2 separate regions of the Homo sapiens genome follow, and region 1 is linked to region 2. A link is an interaction called in ENCODE POLR2A ChIA-PET data of the cell type or tissue named here. Cell type or tissue: Caco-2. All regions are shown on one strand. Links, peaks and the distances in the headings refer to the core of each region. The heading gives the core; the rest is flanking DNA.

What was found. Peaks named below come from ENCODE experiments on the same cell type or tissue, not always from the same donor. Only the 100,000 strongest peaks of a DNase experiment are listed, where the experiment ranks them.
Region 1: POLR2A ChIA-PET joins it to region 2 with 5 read pairs; 9 of 35 experiments call an interaction of 5 or more read pairs at or near these places.

Annotation. Positions count from the first base shown.
Region 1 is chr9:129,150,064-129,155,429 of GRCh38, reverse strand. No RefSeq gene overlaps it. Among named protein-coding and RNA genes, the nearest start is that of IER5L, 26 kb to the left of the region's middle. In Caco-2, for the core only: no CTCF peak of the experiment used is centred there; no DNase peak of the experiment used is centred there.
Region 2 is chr9:129,577,842-129,583,207 of GRCh38, reverse strand. LOC105376292 (a long non-coding RNA gene) reads right to left here. Exons shown (of 5, transcript NR_188669.1): 2 at 2,889-3,157; 3 at 2,650-2,729; 4 at 440-561. Among named protein-coding and RNA genes, the nearest start is that of C9orf50, 41 kb to the left of the region's middle. RefSeq lists an enhancer at 2,577-2,626. In Caco-2, for the core only: no CTCF peak of the experiment used is centred there; a DNase peak (open chromatin) is centred at 2,806.

The DNA of each region.
Region 1 (5,366 bases), core at 160-5,159, 430 kb after region 2:
CCAGAGCCCACGCACACCTTGGCCACCACGCTCCCCACCCCTTGCAGAGGGCAGGAGCTGGCTCTAGAGGGTGTGCGCAGTCCGTCAGCCCAGCAAGGGCCAGGCCCAATCTCACCAAGCAGAGGTGGGGAGCAGGAGCAGGCTGTTCCGTCCGCAGCCCGCCCACCTGCCTGTCCTGCCCGGGGCTGGGTCCAGTTACCTGGAGATGAGGTGCTGCACTCGGCCTGCCTTTGCAGTGTCCCTTTTGAAAAGCCCCAACTTTGTCTCATGTAAATAACAAGGGTCAAGAAATCTGTCCAGGCTCAGACTGGGAGATCTCACTACAGGCCAGCAAAGGCCCGGCCTCGGGGCCAGAACTGGGGATACAGCCAGCTGCCCTGCCAGGAGAGGAAGCCTCCCAGAGCCCCAGCCACTGTGGAGTACGTCTCATCGCCGCAGCTCTGAGCCCCATCCTCACAGGTCCGTCTACTCCTGGGTGTTGTCCCAGGTATCCCTTGATGTCACCTGCTCAGGGGAGGATGGTGGATGAAGCTGGACCCATCAGGGGCTTCGCCTCTTCACTGGGATTCAGGAAAATACTCCCAGCAGCATCACAAGCACTGAGAGAAATTGAACCGTTCGTCCCTTGGTTCTTAACCACCAAACCCCCCATCCAGGGCCCAGGCAGGAGAAAGAGCACCTCAACTTTGGGACTGAATTCTGGATCCAACTCACATGTGCTGGGGTCCTGAGAACAGAAGCTGGGTCCCAGAGGTCACCAGGAAGGCTGCAGATGCCCGCCAGGGAACTGCTGGCCACAACTCTCCCCAGTCCAAAGGCCCCCTGAGGAATCAGGATCTAGGCTGCCTCCTCTCCCTGGGTCCAGCTCACATGGACTCTCAAACACTTTTCCCCAATACCTCTCACTCCCTGAATCCCCCAGCCCCGACTGCCCACTCCCTCTCAGGGGGTCTCTGGGCCAAAGCACCTACCAAGAACTCACCTCCCCTTCCTTTATCCCAACAGATGTGAGCAAGGCCCCTCTCCTTCCTCTCCCTCCTGACTAGAAGGACAAGCCCCCTCCTCTCTGCCCAAGATGCACCATCCTCCGGCGCTTGTTAGCGGGGAGATCTTTTTATTCAGTTTCCTTTCTTTTTTTTTCTTATTACAAAAGTAGTATGTGGATATGGTAGAAAGATTTAAAAATCAAATACGAAAAACATAAAGCAAGGTTAAAACTGACCCGCCACTACTTTTTCTTTTGTGGTTCAGTAATGTTAGGGTTTTTTTTTTTTTTTTTTTTTTTTTGAGACGGAGTCTTGCTTTGTTGCCCAGACTGGAGTGCCGTAGTGTAATCTCGGCTCACCGCAACCTCCCCCTCCCGGATTCAACCGATTCTCCTGCCTCAGCCTTCCGAGTAGCTGGGATTACAGGCGTGTGCCACCACACCCGGCTGATTTTTTGTATTTTAGTAGAGACGGGGTTTCACCATGTTGGCCAGGATGGTCTCAATCTCCTGACCTCGTGATCCGCCTGCCTCAGCCTCCCAAAGTGCTGGGATTACAGGCGAGCCACCATGCCCGGCCATGTTGGCATTTTCATAACTATCTTTGGAAGCAGGAAAAGCATTAAGAATTTTCCAAAAACCCTCATATCCCCACCACCCAGAGATAAGCTCATCACTACCTGGGCCTGTGTTCATGTAGATGGACAGACAGACGGACGGATCAAGAATGCAGATTTCTGCTTTTTTACAAAAAAGCATTGTCCTTCACCTGCAGTCTTTGCAGCTGCCTTCCCCACGAATAACAGATTATCCGCATCTTTCTGGACAAATAAATGGATAATCGCGTCATCTGACAGCCCATAGGATGACTGCTCCCTCCAGCCCCCTAACAATCCCCAACTGCTGAACATATAGAGTGTTTCCCAGGTTCTGCTGGAATAAGTCCAAGAGGGAAAATCCTCCAGGAGGGACGGTGCTGCCTGTCTTGTTCACCGCAGCGCCCCAGCACTTGTCCCCAGACTGGAACAGAGAGGGCTCTGACAGTGTTTGCTGAGTGAATGAAAGCAAGCCATCCTCCCGGCTCAACCCTGACCTGGGCCTCTCTGGTCCTCTCCTCAGCTCCCTCCCTCCGCCCTCCGCCTGCAGTGGCACTCAGGTACCCCAGGGGCCCCCCATGCCCACCTGCCTCCTTCTTCCTCCCCACTGTGCCAACCTCACCCTCCTTTCTCTCCAGCCCACTGCTCCTCTGCTTGGCTCCACAGCACTCAGAACTGCCCTCTCACAGGCCCCATACCCACCTCCGGTGCTGGCTGCCTGGCACCAGGGCAACAGTGGCCACTCAGTCTCCCTGCCCATTCCACTCACCTGCCCCAGGCGGGGCACCAGCTTCCTTTCTCCACGGATTCTCCAGGGCTGACCTGCCCCCTCCTGTGTCTGTATCATGCTCTGCACGAGGGCCCCTGCCACTGTCACAGCCATTTCACAGATATGTACCGAGTGTCTGCAGGACCTTCCTAGGGCTAGCAGGAAATAGGACAGATGAGGTGTCTGGCCTCACAGGAGCAGCAAAGCTAGGTGCTGAGTGCAAGGTGGTGGGCCTTAGCCTGCCTCATGTGAATCTCCATCAGCCCCCACCAAGGAACCCCAAGTAAAGAGAAGCTGTGTCTGCAGACAGCCCCCTACCACCCCAAATTCTAACCAGCTGGCTGCCCCTCCCCAACAAAGACCCCGGTGTCCCTACGGCAGGGGTGTGGCTGAGTGCTGGGTGGGGTGGGGACACCCAGGCAAGCAGGCCCAGGAGACCAGCCCCGATCTAGGGGGCCAGGCGAGGCCTCTCAGAGGGAGCGAAGCCTCAGCTGAGCCCCAAAGAAACACCAGGGGTTGCCCAGTGGGGTAAAGGGTTCTTCGAACAGGGCCAAACTGATCAGCGGCTCCAGGAGTGTGAGGAAGAGAGGCAGCCAGGGTGGCTGGACCTTGACACAGCAAGGGTGTGGGCAAGGGCCTGAGGCTGGAGAACAAGCAGGGCACAGCAGAGGATTCTGGGAATCTCTTTGGCCCCAGATTCCCCACTCTACCAGGGGTTGGGTCCTGGCAGCCCTGCCAGCCTCCCATTCAGCCCATGCAACATGTCTACCAGAGCTCCTCAAACTCTGCACCCCTGGCTGAGCTACCTTTGCCGGAGTCCTCCTCTCAGGCATGTGCCTAGGGTCATTAAGAACCCCTCCCTCTTCCTCAGCACCAGCTCCCACCTCCACCCTCCGCTTCCCAGCCCAGGGCCTCTCTCTGTGCTGCTTGGGGCCTTCAACATCCCTTATCTGGGCCAAGGCCCCAGTCCCATCACCAGCATCCACAGTCCCATCACCAGCATCCAGCCAGCTGCCCATGAGTTTCCTAAATCCCAATCCTCATCTCTCACACACACCACAGAGGCACCAGTTACATACTTCCCCAGCTCCCCACCAACTCCCCACCGAACCACTGATTCCTGCTTCCGGGTGCCTGCTGTGTGCCAGTCTCTGCTGGGCACTGGGATACAGCAGTGGGCAAGACAGACAGTCCCTGGCCTCCTGCGGCTCATCTTCTAGCAGGGAAGACGAACCTTAAGCAATGCATTTTGTAGAGAATTAAATGCCGCTAGGCAAGTGTCAAGGCCACGTGTGGAGTGCTACGGGCATCCATGGCGGGGGTCTTGGATCCCGAGCTGGTGTTAAAGCCCTCTGCAGGCCAGCCCCGACCTGCTGTTGCAACTGTGTCCCCTGCCAGCCACCCCTCCACATCTCTGTGCACAATGGCCCCGCGAGCACGTCCTTGGTCTGCGCCCATCACCCAGGTGAGAGGATGCCCACACGCCACCTCCTCCACAGAGTATTCCAGAGCTTACCTAAAGTCCACCCGGCCGCATCACCTTCCGCCCTCCTTTGCAACTAGTTCTCCATCTCTCTGTTTCCCCAGTAAGCTGGAAGTTTCTTGAAGGCAGATTCTTACCTTTTTCTCATCTCCACATTCCTCCAATACCTCATACATATATAACACATGCTTAATGCTTGTGGGATTCAAGAAAAACATATCACCTGACTTAGGCCCAAGTCTTGGGCACACCAAACCCTCAGCTTTGCTCTCCTTCCAACCCCAACCTCTGCCCAGGATTTTCCTCCCAGGAAGGCTTCTTCCTCTCACCTCTCACGAGCATGAAGCGGCCTCTGCCCCGGCGAACCAAAAAGGAGCACAAGTGGCTGAGTTCAGCTTGTCCATCCTGGAGCTCCTGTGGCCCAGGATGCTGGGAAGTGACACCCGCCCTTCAGCTCTGCAGCCAGCCCCACACTCAGAGGGCTTCTTTCGGACATGTTGAGCCGCTGGGGTGCCAGCAGCAGGCCAACCTCCACCGAGCACAGCACAGGCTACAGGTGCACGTGCCTCCATGGCCCATCTCCCAGGGCCTGAGTGGGCTCCCATCCTGCCCAGAAGCCCACGCCCACGTCCTCGGAGCTCTCACTGCCCCTCATGCCTTACATTTCCCTGTAAAAATAAACCCAGCCCAACCCGCCGCCAAACCGGCGCAGGGTCTGCCTTCCTCCCACAGGGAGAAACGAGCATCCTGCCTCAGCCACCTGCCCCGTGAAGGCCACCGGTACCTTCTCAGGACCTCGCTCCCTTCAACCTCCCGCTCTCCTGGACCTTCCCAGCATGCAGCAGGAGGCAGCCCCTTGCCAGTCTGACCAGAGCCCACCTTCAAGGCAGTCCCTTGGCCACCACCCTGCCCACTCTCCCGTCCCCACTCCCACCACAGTGAAACTCAGAAGAGAAGCGAGTGATGTCTGGTCAGTATCCACCTCAAGCAGCAGACCATCCCTCCACATCTTCCTCCTAGGGTGGGGGCCTGTGCCATGACAAGCAGACCTCACAGGGTGCGGTCTGCGTTCTCATCCCTGCTCCCCCCTCCCCCACCCCACGAAAGCCCACCCAGGGCCAATGCTCCTTGTATTTGCAGCTTTGGGTCCCCTGCCCACACTCCACCCTCCTCTGTGCAGAAGCCGGCCCTCTCCTCTCCCTCATCTGCATGTTCCACCCATTTGGCACTACGCCTCGTCACCATGCCCGCCACCTCCATCCTCTTCAGCCCACCCCAGCGCCCTCATCCTCAGCACCTCCTCTTAGAAGCTAACAGGCAGTTCCGCGCCCCCACAGCAATTCCTCTCCCTCAGGGCCCCCCACCCCAGGAAATGGCACCAAGCCACACAAGCCAAGAATTGGGGTTCTTGGCTGCTCGGCTCCCTGTCATAACTCCCTTCCTGTTAGCGACACCAAATGCAGCCTAAATTGGACCACTTCCCACCATCCCACTCTGAACCCTCACCCAGGCCACTATCCCTGTGCCCAATCA
Region 2 (5,366 bases), core at 107-5,106:
TAGGTTATCCACCTGTCAGGCCCCTGCAGGCTTCCCTGCTGTGCCTGGGAAGCCCAAGCTCCTGGTTCTTGTCCACATAGCCAAGGTCCCCAGTGCCTTTCTCTGAAGTAGGTGGTTGTGACCTTTTCTGTGCTGTGGGCTGCTGTGGCATCTGGTGACACCTTCATGCCCTGTCTTCTTTGTACATGCATAACAAATACGTAGGATTACACAGGAAACCGAGTCACTGGAAATATGGCTATCAAGATATTTTTAAAAACCACATTTAAAAACCACATTTGTGGCAAGGTGTGGTGGCTCATGCCTGTAATCCCAGTACTTTGGGAGGCTGAGGCAGCCGGATCACCTGAGGTCAGGAGTTCCAGACCAGCCTGGCCAACACGGTGAAACCCCGTCTCTACTAAAAATACAAAAATTAGCAGAGCGTGGTGGCATGCACCTGTAATCCCAGCTACTCAGGAGGCAGAGGCAGGAGAATCACTTGAACCTGAGAGGAGGTGACTGCAGTGAGCCGAGATTGCGCCAGTGCACTCCAGCCTGGTTGACAGAGTGAGACTCCATCTAAAAAAGAAAAGAAAAAATAAATCACATTTGTGATGTGATAATAAATGTGCCTCTTTACTAAGCATTAACAAGATGTGGCGGCGGGTCTGCAACGGAGTGATGAGTGAGATTTTGAGAAATCTGCACCAGCTTTGTTGTGATCAGAAGACAGCTGTGATTTCTGTTGGTAACAGTGCCGCAGGTACCACTGACTTCTGGCTTTGCTGGGTATGATCATCATGGAAGGAAATACTACACTGTAGTTAGATGTTAGAGAAAATGGAGATGGGATTTTTTTTTTCTCCATCCAAGTTCATGAATGTCCTGAGTTCTACTCATGGCATACCCCAGGTGAGGGACCTCTGTTCTGCTCCCATAATTGGGGTGCAGACACTATGCCCAGCAAGCAGGGAGTTCTCGGGCTGCAGGGAAGAGAGGTTGGGGAGGGGTTGGGGAAGAGCCGATCGCTAAGGGGGAGGAGTTCTGGACTGCAGAGTCGTGTGACCCCAGCAACTGAAGAATTGTGGAAATTGAGGGAGAGGGAGAAATCAACTAGCTTGCTGATTTCTCCAGCCTGGGGTCCTGGGCTGTAGAGTCCCTAACAGCAGACAGAAGTGAGAAAGAGGGCCTACAGGGAGTGCACCAGCTGCAACTAGATGCAGCTGGGGAGAGTGTGTTGGTCACCTCTTGCTGGATTGTGCTGTGGTAATGAACAACCTCCGTGTCTCAGTGCCTTGGAAGCAGAAAGATCTTTTTGCTTGTGTTGGGTGTCAGCTGAGCTGCAAGCGAGCAGCAGCTCTCCTTCTCATCCCCTTCTCTCCAGGACCCAGGCAGGGCCATGGCTGTCTTCATGGTACCATGGAAGCCCCATGAAGGCCCATGTCTGCTTAGCACAAGATTTGTCCCTGGCGTCCCTGCCTCTTCTAAATAGGCAGGGCATGCTCAACAGGTTGCACTGACCCACAGGACCCAGGAGGGAGGCTTTGAGGGTATCCCCACCTTCCTAACAGACCCCTGAGGCTCAGAGAGGGAGCAAGAGTCCTTCTGCTCTTGCTTCTTGCTCAGCAGGTATAGGGCAGGGCAGGGCTTCCCTGCTCCAAGCTCCCTGGACATGCCCTTGGTCCCAGGCCCTGGAGTCCCCTCCTCTTCCCCCCAGAAGGGAGGTCCAGAGCCTAGTGCGGCCCAACTGATCAGCTCCTGGGACCATTCCCCAAACCAGGAGGTACCGATCCCTAGGAGAATCTGCAGAATCTGTAGGGACTTAGGAGTCCCCGTCAGAGCAAGCTTCAGCTCTCCCTTAGGCCAGCTCTTACTTCTGGCAAGGGAGCAGGACTACAGGCCTGGGCCAACAGAGCCCAGCACCCTTGGGAGCATCTTTATTTGTTTATTTATTTATTTTTGAGATCAGGGCTCACGGTGTTGCCCAGGCTGGAGTGCAGTGGAGCAGTCATGGCTGACTGCAGCCTTAACCTCCCAGCCTCAAGGCCTCAAGTGATCTCGCTTCAAAATAGTTGGGGACTACAGGTGTGCACCACCACATCCAGCTAACTTTTTTATTTTTTGTAGAGATGGGGTTTGCCCATCACTGTCCAAGCTGGTTTCAAACTCCTGGGCTCAAGTGGTTCTCCTGCCTTGGTCTCCCAAAGAGCTCGGATCACAGGCATGAGCCACCATGCCCAGCCATTTCTTTTTTCTTTGAGCCTTGGGAACATCTTGATGCCTTCCCAGGAAACCTGGAGAGGGTCTCCCTATCCTCTGGGCAGCAGTGATGGGCCCCATCCTTGTCCTGGGCAATGGGGTGCCGTGGAGGAGGGGGTCTTCACATTCAGGCTGGGGAGGATGGACCCATTTTAGCCACAAAAGTGGATCCTTGTAACAGAGAGGCAGGAAGGTCAGAGCGAGAGAGAGGAGCCGGAAGATGCTACATGCCTGGCTTTGAAGAATGAGGATGAGGCCACAAGCTAAGGAACGCAGGTGGCCTCTAGAAGCTGGAAGTGCAAGGAAATGGATTTCCCTAGGGCCTCTGGAAGCAACACGGCCCCGCTGACATCTTGGCTCTTACTTCAGACTGTAAGAGAGTAAATCTGTGTTGTTTAAGCCACTGACCTTGTGATCAGTTGTTATTGCAGCAAGAGGAAATGGATGCAGGCTGTTGCTCCAGCTCTTCTCCCAGTTCCCAGCCAGCTCTGATGTTCCAGAAAGAAAATAGATGCTCTGTGTGGCCCTGCTTTGTAAATGATTAAAGGGCTGAGGGGCGGTGGGGGGAGCTTCTTAAGGCCACCAGGTCACACGGAGCCCATGGCTGGGACTTTCCATCTGTGGTTTCTCCAGGAAATGAAACCCACCTGTTTGCTGGGTGTGGCCTACAGGACGAGCAGGAGGCTCAGGATTCCAAATGAGAGGGAAAAATGCCCTTAGAAAGTAGCGTTGCTGGGTTTCTCTGGGTCGGGCTGTCTCTGCCACTGTCCTTCTTCACCAGGAGGTCTCAGAGCCCAGCAGTGACAAGCTCAGGATGGACTCCAGTTGCCCTGGGTGCCAATTCTCAGCTCTGCTGAGTTGTCGTTTGTGTGACTTGGGCAAGTCCCTCCACCTTTCCCAACCTCGGCTTCCTCCTCTGTAAAATGGAGATAATAGGATGAGCTTACCTGGAGGACCCAATGGGATGCCATGTTTGTGAAGAGCTCAGCTCAGGGCTGGGCGCTCAGGTGCACCCCTGTGGGTGTCTGGGTGTGCAGGTATGCATGTATGCAGGAGTGCTCGTATACAGGTATGTGTGTACAGGTACAGGTTGCAGGCATGTGTGTACAAGAAGGCACATGAGGTATGTGTGTGCAGGTATATCTGCAGCCCGGATGAGCATTCTGAAATTCACCTTTGCCATGTTACTCCCCTGCTCAGAGCCCCCCATTGCTCCAGGGAGAAGTTGAAATCTTCACCATGGCCAACACCACCCTGCCCGGCCTGGCACCTGCCAGCCTCTCAGCCTCATCCCCCCAACTCCCCAGTTTGTACCATGTGACCTAGGCCTGCCATCCTCCTATCCATTCCTGAAGCGGGCCATGTTTCATGGCAGTCCAGGCCTTCACCCATGCCATTCCTTCTGGAACACTTGTCCTTAGTCCTCCTTCCTGACTAGCTCCTACTCAGTCTTTGAATTTATCACCTCCTCCAGGTAGCCTTCCCTGACTGCTACCCCACCAGAGTGATTGCCCCTCCCCTTTGAACCCATGGCATCACCATCCCCCATTTGCTCCCCTGGTCTCAGCACTAACTACATCGACAATAATCACTCATGACATCTCTCTTCACTCTGAGGCCATGTGCCCCCTGTCTCCAGTGCCCAACATGGGGCCTAGCCCGGAGTAGAGGCTTAGAACACTTGTTGAATGGATGAATGAATGAATGGATGAATGCACACATCTGGATGCATGAGCAAGGAGGCTGTCAGTGCAGAAGGGGTCTGCAGCACGTGTGCAAAGGTGATGTGGGGAGATATCAGATTTGGCCAAGGCTGTGCCTTGGGGAGGGGCTGGAGAAAGGGGGATGGACAGGGTGCCCACTCCCCATCCAGACCCCTTTTCCCTGTGGAGACTGTGGACTTACTGAGGTTGCCTTGTTGTTGGGGGAGAGGGAGGATGGAGAGAGTAGAGGGTGAGAGGGGAGGTGGACGCCAGCAGTGCCAATACATTCTGCTTCATCTTCCCTTCCTGACCTCTCTGTGACTTTCATCTGCCCAGCCTGGGCCCTTCCGCTGGATGGGGAAGGAGCAGAACTTCCCAGGGTCACCAGCCCAGTGGCCCTTCTGGTGTCTCTAGCCGCCATCCCCTTAGCTCGTTCCTTGGGCCCCTGGTCAGGCCAGGAGGAGGTGAGAGCAGCGGCTCTGGGGGAAGAGGGGATAAGGGCCTGGCCTGGCCTCGGAGCCCAGACGGCGGGCCCTGCCCCTTACTCATGCCTGGGGTGAGGCAGCCCATGACTGTGTGGCCTGGAGCGGGTCACTTCCCCTCCCTGACCCTAATCCTGACATCTGTAAAATGGCATAGCAGCCCTTCTGAGTAGTCTTGCAGCAATTAACAAGCTCCTGCTTACAGAAGGCTCGACACAATATCTGGCACTGGAAAATGCTCAGTAAGTAGAATTTTGTCATCATCATTATCATCTCTTTCCTCTCTCCCGCCTCCCTCCTGCCTTTCTTCCTCTCCTCCTTCCTGCATTCAGACCATGCAGTTTGTTCCTAGTGCACCCCTAGTAGGGCAGGACAGGTATCTCACTCATCTTTATATCCCCTGTCCCTGGCACAGTGCCTGGGCACCTAGTCAGTGCTCAATAAATGTTTATTAGGGCCAGGCATGGTGGCTTACGCCTGTAATCCCAACACTATGGGAGGCTGAGGTGGGAGGATCACTTGAGCTTGGGAGGCGGAGATTGCAGTGAGCTGAGATCTTGCCACTACACTCTAGCCTGGGTGACAAAGTGAGACCTTGCCTCAAAAATAATAAATAGCCGGGTCCGGTGGCTCACGCCTGTAATCCCAGCACTTTGGGAGGCCGAGGCGGGTGGATCACCTGAAGTTGGGAGTTTGAGACCAGCCTGACCAACATGGAGAAACCCCATCTCTACTAAAAATACAAATTTAGCTGGGCGTGGTGGCGCATGCCTGTAATCCCAGCTACTCGGGAGGCTGAGGCAAGAGAATCTCTTGAACCCGGGAGGCGGAGGTTGTGGTGAGCCAAGATCGTGCCATTGTATTCTAGTCTGGGCAACAAGAGCAAAACTCTGTCTCAAAATAATAATAATAACAATAAATAAATAATATTTGTGGAATG